Linked DNA regions of Mus musculus: all the other regions are linked to region 1. Evidence: chromatin loops called from intact Hi-C (ENCODE). Cell type or tissue: gastrocnemius. All regions are shown on one strand.

The links. A loop is a pair of places that touch in the nucleus more often than their neighbours do. Peaks named below come from ENCODE experiments on the same cell type or tissue, not always from the same donor. Only the 100,000 strongest peaks of a DNase experiment are listed, where the experiment ranks them.
Region 2: a loop joins it to region 1, with 3 times the contacts of the local background. A loop is called at or near these places in 13 of 42 quality-filtered maps.
Region 3: it touches region 1 in a loop (11-fold over the local background); 16 of 42 quality-filtered maps call a loop at or near these places.

The regions. Positions count from the first base shown.
Region 1 is chr10:3,571,806-3,574,305 of GRCm38, reverse strand. No RefSeq gene overlaps it. Among named protein-coding and RNA genes, the nearest start is that of Iyd, 33 kb to the right of the region's middle. In gastrocnemius, CTCF peaks have their summits at 199 and 1,155 (motif pointing left); a DNase peak (open chromatin) is centred at 1,182; H3K4me3 peaks cover 211 bases; H3K27ac peaks cover 1,001 bases.
Region 2 is chr10:3,804,050-3,806,549 of GRCm38, reverse strand. All of the region lies in intron 2 of Plekhg1 (pleckstrin homology domain containing, family G (with RhoGef domain) member 1), which reads right to left. Among named protein-coding and RNA genes, the nearest start is that of Gm30164, 46 kb to the right of the region's middle. In gastrocnemius, a CTCF peak has its summit at 977 (motif pointing left); no DNase peak of the experiment used is centred here; H3K27ac peaks cover 1,022 bases.
Region 3 is chr10:3,740,346-3,742,845 of GRCm38, reverse strand. It overlaps Plekhg1 (pleckstrin homology domain containing, family G (with RhoGef domain) member 1), which reads right to left and starts at 2,469. Exons shown (of 17, transcript NM_001159942.1): 1 at 2,306-2,469. The region is part of intron 1 of Gm30164 (a long non-coding RNA gene); the gene reads left to right. In gastrocnemius, CTCF peaks have their summits at 1,508 and 2,434; DNase peaks (open chromatin) are centred at 1,553, 2,081 and 2,493; H3K4me3 peaks cover 1,871 bases; H3K27ac peaks cover 2,211 bases.

The DNA.
Region 1 (2,500 bases):
ACTGGCCAGTGTGCCTCATCAAGTACTGTAGCAACTGAGCCATCTCCCCAGCCCTCCGTGGGATTTCCTCATGCTTTGCCTCATGAGGTCTCAAAGGCCAATATTTCTGGGGGTAACAGCAGGGACCCAGTGCCCCAATTTTTCAGCTTTCACCAGAAGTCAGAACCTCTTACAAGTTCTCACGGTCTCAGGACAGGCCCCCTGCTGGTCATATGCAGTGACCTCGGGCTAAGTAAATCTATTCTCTTTCCTTTGTTGAAGCTGAACTTGTCTGTCATGAAGCCCTACCACACTTCTTCCCTGGGGTGGATGCTGGTGGATACCACAGATGCACTGGGAGGTGGCCTATGTTAAATGACCATGGGCATAGTCTCACTAAGCTGCTTGGTCCTGTGGGTACAGCCCCTGACTACAAATAAAACTTTTACTTTTGGGGAGAAAAAATTTTCAAAGATGGATAAATAGAATAATTAAGGGCTTTCTGGATGTCTCAGTGGCCTGCTGCCAGGAGTTCGATCCCTGGATCCCACATGGTGGGAAAAAAAAGAAGAAAACCAAAGGTTCTCCTCTGACCTCTGCATGTGTATCTTCATAAATAAACAAATATTAAAACATAATAAATAAAAACATTAAAACAAGTAGTTGTTTCCTTTAGGTCTTTGGATATTTTCTTTTTCTGGGATCTTCCTCAAAGCTGGAGAAGGCATTGCAAAAGACATGAATGACATCCTCATAAGAGATGGAAATTTTATTTGCTGTACAAGAATTTCCTGTATATTAAAGATGAGTGATTTTTCCTATGTATCTCTATGTGTACAGAAGAAAGGAGGCCCTGGGTGCTGATGTAACCATATGGAAGACTAAAGAATGTGTGACAGAGGAATCATGAAAATATTTGAACAGAAAACAAAGAGACATGGCCCTTCTCAGCCTGGCTCCAGTTACGGAATAGTTGACTTTGATGACTAACTGCAACACATCTGTATTTACACGATCTGGAGGGTATAAACTGCCAACACATAGGAAACCTCTGGTGGGGGTAGGAGTGGGGGGTGGATAACAGTCAGCTAAGCTCCTTTAAGTATCTGATGATGTCATCTAGCAAGACTCATTGTCCAAGGTCTGGCTCACATCTGGCAAGACTGTGCCATCTAGTGGTTTCACAATGGCTGCCTCAGATGGGAATTGGATTAGAAGAGCACCTTCCTTGTATTTCCCACCTGCTATAATGAAAGGAGATCGAATCCTCTGCACCCTCATGTGGCGAATTTGTGGCTACTGTCAAGTTTCTTGGCCCAAGCATGGAGGAAGAGCTCATGAGCACCACACGGATGCCAGATTTCAAACTGCTGACTTCATCATGACCAAGTGTCTACTCCACGCCCCAAAGACTACCATGGCTGTGCTCCAAACACCCGATGGCTCTGTAGACTCAGCCGCTGCCCTCCGCAAGGTTGCTTGCTGAGGAGAATTTTGACCCTTTTTAGTATAGATGCCAGGATGTGGTGAAGGTGCTAGGACACACAGGAGAATTCCCCGTCTCACTGGCCATCCTTCAAGAAAGCAGAGACCACCTCTTGCCCTTTTGCTTTCCTTTTCCCCCTCTCTCTCCGTTCCCTTCCCCCTTTCTCTCCACATTCTCATGGCCAGCCTCTACTCTTCTACTTCTCTACTCTCTCTCTGCCTTTCTCTACCTCTACTACCCTCTTGACTCCCCTCCCTATGCCCTGAATAAACTCTATACTAACCAACTAACTGTATACTAACAAACAGAAACAAGAAGAAAGCAGAGACAAATGCTCTCCCACCACCCTGCACTAAACTTCCTAACTGAATGCCTAGTGATGCTTCTGCCTCTCTTTTGCACTGGTTGGAACCATCTCATACTTTGGCCTTTGCTTGGATCTGGGCAGGTCCCTGCTCAGCCATCTCCATCCTCAGTTAGGAGAGGGGAACTCAGGGCCAACCATGATAGTGTAAAAAAGAAGCCAAGAGAAGGAAAACCAGAGAACAAGCCCCAGCCAAGACAGAGTTACAGTGCATCTTACAGGTTGCTTTGAAACAACTGCTCCTTCTAAGAAGATCCACAGAAACGTCAATGCAAAGAATGGTGTGGTAACTAAATGCATAATAAATATAAACAATAGTGAAATAATTGAGGTGGGAAGAAAGCCTAGCTTCACCCAAACCCTTAAGGCTAGCGTATTCCACATCATGTTATTCATGGTGATACTTTTTTCTAATAAAATCACAGACTTAAAGTGCACAGCAATATGATTTTTTAAAGTATAGTCACAAGTCCATGAGGTTATCAGCTCTGATTAATTCTAGAATATTATTACAGCCTCAGGAGAAGTTTTATGTCCATAGCCATCACTTCCCGTTAGCCCCTTCCTGCTGCAGACCTCGGTCACCACAAGTCTACTTTTTGTCTCTATGGACTTGTCCATTCTGACATTTCATATGAATGAAATCAAACAGCACTGATTTGTAGTGCCTG
Region 2 (2,500 bases), 230 kb before region 1:
ATGATGGAGGAACACCTCATACAGGGATGTAAGAAATGACAATGATGCTCCAGAGATGATCCCAGTGCATGGTAGGATCATGGGTACTGTTGATCACAGTCACAGCTGCGCTTAATCTTAACTAATGTGGGGAATCTGTCATCTTGAACCCTTGGCATCTTTACTGAAAAGGAGTTCTCTGGCCAGAGTTGAGTTACTCAACTCAATAGTATAAGAGGCTCAGAAAATGCCAGCAGAAGAGTAACAATCAAGATGCCTGGTATGAGGTTGGAGAGACAGCTCAGTGGTTAAGAGTACTGACAGCTCTTCCAGATCCTGAGTTCAATTCCTAGCAACCACATCTGTAATGGGGTCTGATGCCTTCTTCTGGTGCATCTGATGTTACTATATATATATATTAAAAAAAAGAAAAGAAGAGAAAAGAAAAGAAAAAGAAAAGAAAAGATACCCAGTGTGACTTTGCAACAGTAAGGGGCATGCGTCTGTTCCTTAGGCTCCCCTTTAGCCTCATACTCTTATAGCATCTCCATTCTAAGGTCATTTCATCAAATATTTTGGGTGGGAGAAACCCTAAACAAGAAGCTGGAGGAAATAACTCACAGGGGCAGGGGGCAGATATGTGGTTTTTGTTGTTGTTGTTTTTTTTATGGTGCCCCCCAAACTGTAGTATTTGAGCTGAACACACACATACATATTATGCCAACAGAAAGAGCATGGGTTTCTGATATCCTCAAGTAAACAAACTCTATATATACCAGACCTATCCTTCTCTGACATTTGAAGTTTTTGTACATTAGAACTGCCTAATCTAATCTTGCCAATCATGGTCAGCCGTCTTATTTCCTAGTCTTCCATCTGCAGAAGATAGAAAGAGGCAACACATCTGTCTACAATTCTCTGACCCTTCTGTTCTGTTTAAGTAGCAACCACATTGTCAGACAGGAGCATATGACAGAAAGTGCTGCCCCCAAGAGGACAGCACTGTGGTTTGTTATACCTGGCTCCCGAGTTCCTGCTCTTTCCTAAGGGACCACATACACTTCTGTGTCCCTGCCAAAACCCTTTGGTATCAAAGTACAAAGACTGACCAGTACTGTTCGCCACTGAATTCAACAACAGGCTATTTCAGAGCAGGGCCTGACTTTTCTAAAGCAGGAAATTATCTCATTCTTCCAGGAAACATTTGACCTCCTCTTATATGTCTGTTTTTTTCCTAAGGTCAGCACAGCACATAAAGATCCCCGTCTTCAGGGAGCTGATCTTTGTGAAAGAAGATTTCCCAGATAGTGAACGAACTTAGTTTGAGTTAACAAGTAGCTCTGAGGAGATGGTCTCCGCATCACTGATAGTCACCAAAGTTGAAGACAAACAAAATTAGTTTCTATGAAACCAGAATGTGGCTTTGAAAGTAAATGAAACCAGATGAGCCACAGACACTGAAAAGTACTTGCACTTAGCCATATAGATCCATGGCACCACACCTGCAATTCTGGACTTCCTTCTCCAAAACAGCAAGGAGGCACAGTAGGCCAACAGTTCCCAAGGAGCATATAGCTAAGGTTAACCAAGGGACCCCAAGTTAAGTGTCACTCTCTTCTCTTACTGTCTGCATTATATCACAAAGCAAACAATATCTATAGGAGACCAGATGGGAAAATAGTTATTTAATTTTAGGAAAATCAATTGAGTAATCACAACTATCTCATGTATCAATATGTCATTTTTTCTGTCTTTGTAGACATAGCCAAGTATCACTCTAAGAAGAAAATGATAAATTCATTAACAGAGAACATAATCCTTTCAAAGAGGGAGGATGAGAAGGAAGAGGAGGAGGAGGGGGAGGAGGAGGAGAAGAAGGAGGAGGAAGGGCAGGAGGAAGAGGAAGAATCGGAGGAGGGGGAAGAAGAGCAGGAAGAAGACAGCAAGGATGAAGACAGAGGAGCTGGAGACAGATCTGCAATAAGAACTCTCACTCCTTTTGTAGAGAATCTGGGTTCAGGTCTCAGTACCTACTTCAGGTGCTTTCAACCACTTGTGACTCTAGCTCTTGGGGGTTCCGCCATCTTTTGGCCTCCACATGCACCCAGTTACACATGGTAGATATAAACCTACATGGATATATATGCATGTGCATAAATAATAAACTTTTTTTTAAAAGAAAATTTCTACTCTATGTCAAACAAAACCACAAAATGACTGACTCTTACAAACATGTTTGTATCTGAGTGTGACTTAGTCATTTGGGTCCTGTAGGCTTTGGGCATGTTGGCCCTTGTCTTCCTTCTTTCATAAAAAAATTGTTAAAATGATGTATCTTAGTTATGTTATGAAGACAAATGTCATTCAGATCCAATACTATATATTTCTTCATATATTTATATTTTTCTTATACTTTGAAGAAGTTAACTAAAATATTTGCATAAGTTACTACAGGTAGCCGTGGGAACTGTGCCTAATGGATAAACCAACATTGGACCACAAACCTTTGTTGTTGTTGTTG
Region 3 (2,500 bases), 170 kb before region 1:
ATCTAATCATGTCTGCAGCAGGATTACAAGGTGACAATTGTTTCAAAGACCCTACTACCAGCAGTAAAAAGAAGAAAGCGCCACACAAAGAGGATTGCAGCACCCAGGCTATAGATCAGATACTGTTGTTAGTTTACTAAAGGCTCCAAAGACTGCAGCTACTCAGTTATTTTTCCATCTTTTTTTCAAGTCAGAATACAAATTAGTAAAGTTGAATTAAATCACAAAAAGAAATCATAACCACAAGTGAGCAGAGTAAAATACTACTGGTTGTCTTTGGTTTTGAAAAAATGAGAGTGGCAATTTCTATGGGTTACAGTGTGACTGTTTAACCCATTTGAATGATAGCTGTAATCTCCCATGGAAAGTTTAAAAGGTATATATGTATAAATGAATATATGTATATATTATATAATATATTACACATATTTTGTTATTATATATTATAACATATTTTTGTATTTAATATATTTATACAATATACCAATATATTTACATGTATTTTATATTATATTTACATTATAGTATAGATTTATATTTTATATACTATAGTATTTATGTTATATAGAATATATTAATATATATTAACAATCATCTATACTAAAGGCATTGAGGAAAGTGGAATCACAGGGGAAGGACAGGCGCAGACAAATTTTATCAAAGAAAGGCAGATTTGGGCACCAGTTTGACTACCAAACAGCTGTTCCCGTTCTCTCTCTGTTTTATCCCTTTGCAAAAGGCTTTGGGGGGAATCTGTCATGCAAGGGAAATGGAAGGAAGGTCACACAAGGATTACTGGTGGGGTCCCACTTGCGGAGGAAGCCAGGGAGGTCAGTGAACTCTGGAAAAGAAAGTTTCTTCCTGGTCGGTTTTAACGGCTTAGACGGGGTGCAATTCCAAGAGACAAAAAGCTAAGTCAGGAATCAGGAAGCCAGACTCAAAGATGTTAAAGGGTCAAACACTAGCCCATCACTTTTGTATAGAAGTGTTAACTACTGTAGAATAAATAAATACCCTGGACTGAAAGGGGTAAAACCAATTAAAACTATGTGGTTCATATACACTGCTTTAACAGTGAGGAAGTACAAGCTACCAGGATTGCTTTTCCTCACGTCCCACACAGTGTAAGGCTAAAGTTGAGAGGTTTTAGATCTCTGACACGATAGACTTGGATACACTTTAAAAACAAAACAAAACAAAAAAAAAAAACAAAAAAAACATCAGTTTAACAACAACAACAAAAACCAAAACTCATCTATTCTTTGAAAGTATGCGAACTCCAGAAACTGAGAATTCAAACAGGCTGACCACAGGTTTTAACGCAATCTAAGCCTGGAATTCAATTAAACGTTAAATCTGACCCAGACTTAAGGCATCCTACTGGTTTTGTATCCAATGTGTATTCAGTTTGTATCCAGAGTGCCCCTAATCCCCAAAACAACCCTCCCGAGGTGACTGGGTTTCCTGAGAAGATAAAATCGCTGTCAAAATAGGTGCAGTAAGCTCTGGCCACCTGAAGGTGGTACAAAGAGAGCGCCAAGAGCCGCCAGAGCTTAATGAAATTCCAGGGTTGCACACACAGTCAGCTTTACACATACCAACTTCATACAACACATCCAAGCAATCAGCTACATCATTGTTTCTCAGGAACATTGTGAAACTGAGGAAGCCAACCACCCTCTCCTCACTGGGCGTCCTGGACTGTAGAGCTCTGAGACTCCATGGGGGACACAAAGAGGGGGTCTGCTCTAGCAGTCACCCCGGGGCCTGCTGCCCGCCCCCCAACAACCTTTTCCTCTGGCCAACAGTCCACACAGTCGTAGCCAGCTAGGTATTACCGTGTGTCCGGGTGACGGATGGGGCACAGCTTCTAGACTCCCGGGTCACTCCTATAAAGCGCTGACTTGCTGATTTGGGGGCGCCCACGCGAGTTTCTGCCCCACGCAGGACTGCTCCTAGCTGGAGCACACAGCACTCCCCGCCATCGCGCCCGCACCGCTGTTGGGGTGTTGTCCAGACTGTCCTATTTGGGGATAGTTCCGCTTGACTTGGGGGCGCGGGTGGCACACGGCGCGCTTGAGCAAACTTCGCGGAGCTGCAAACTGCAACCCGGGTGGCTGCAGCAAGGGGCGGGAGCGCCGGGCTAGCAGGTCCTGCCTGAGTCGACCCCATCAGTCGACTGCCAACGACCCCATCAGTCCCCTCCCAGGAGCAGCGCTCAGAGACACCCCCCGCCCCGCCCCCCCCCCCCCCCCCCCCCCCCCCCCCCGCCCAGGGCCAGGCACTGCGATCCCGCTCTTCCCACCTGCAGATTCGGGGCGCGTGGCCGAGGTCCCCGGCTTCCCTTGTCTGGTCCCTGGAATAGTCTCGGCGGAGCTTACGGGAGAGGGGCGGCTCCCGAGCGCTGGCTCCGCGGTGCGCTGCGCTCCAGCGCCGGCTCCGGCGGCCCCGAGCCCTGCAGCTCGCCTGGCTCCACTTCCTCTTTCCCACTCTGCTCCCG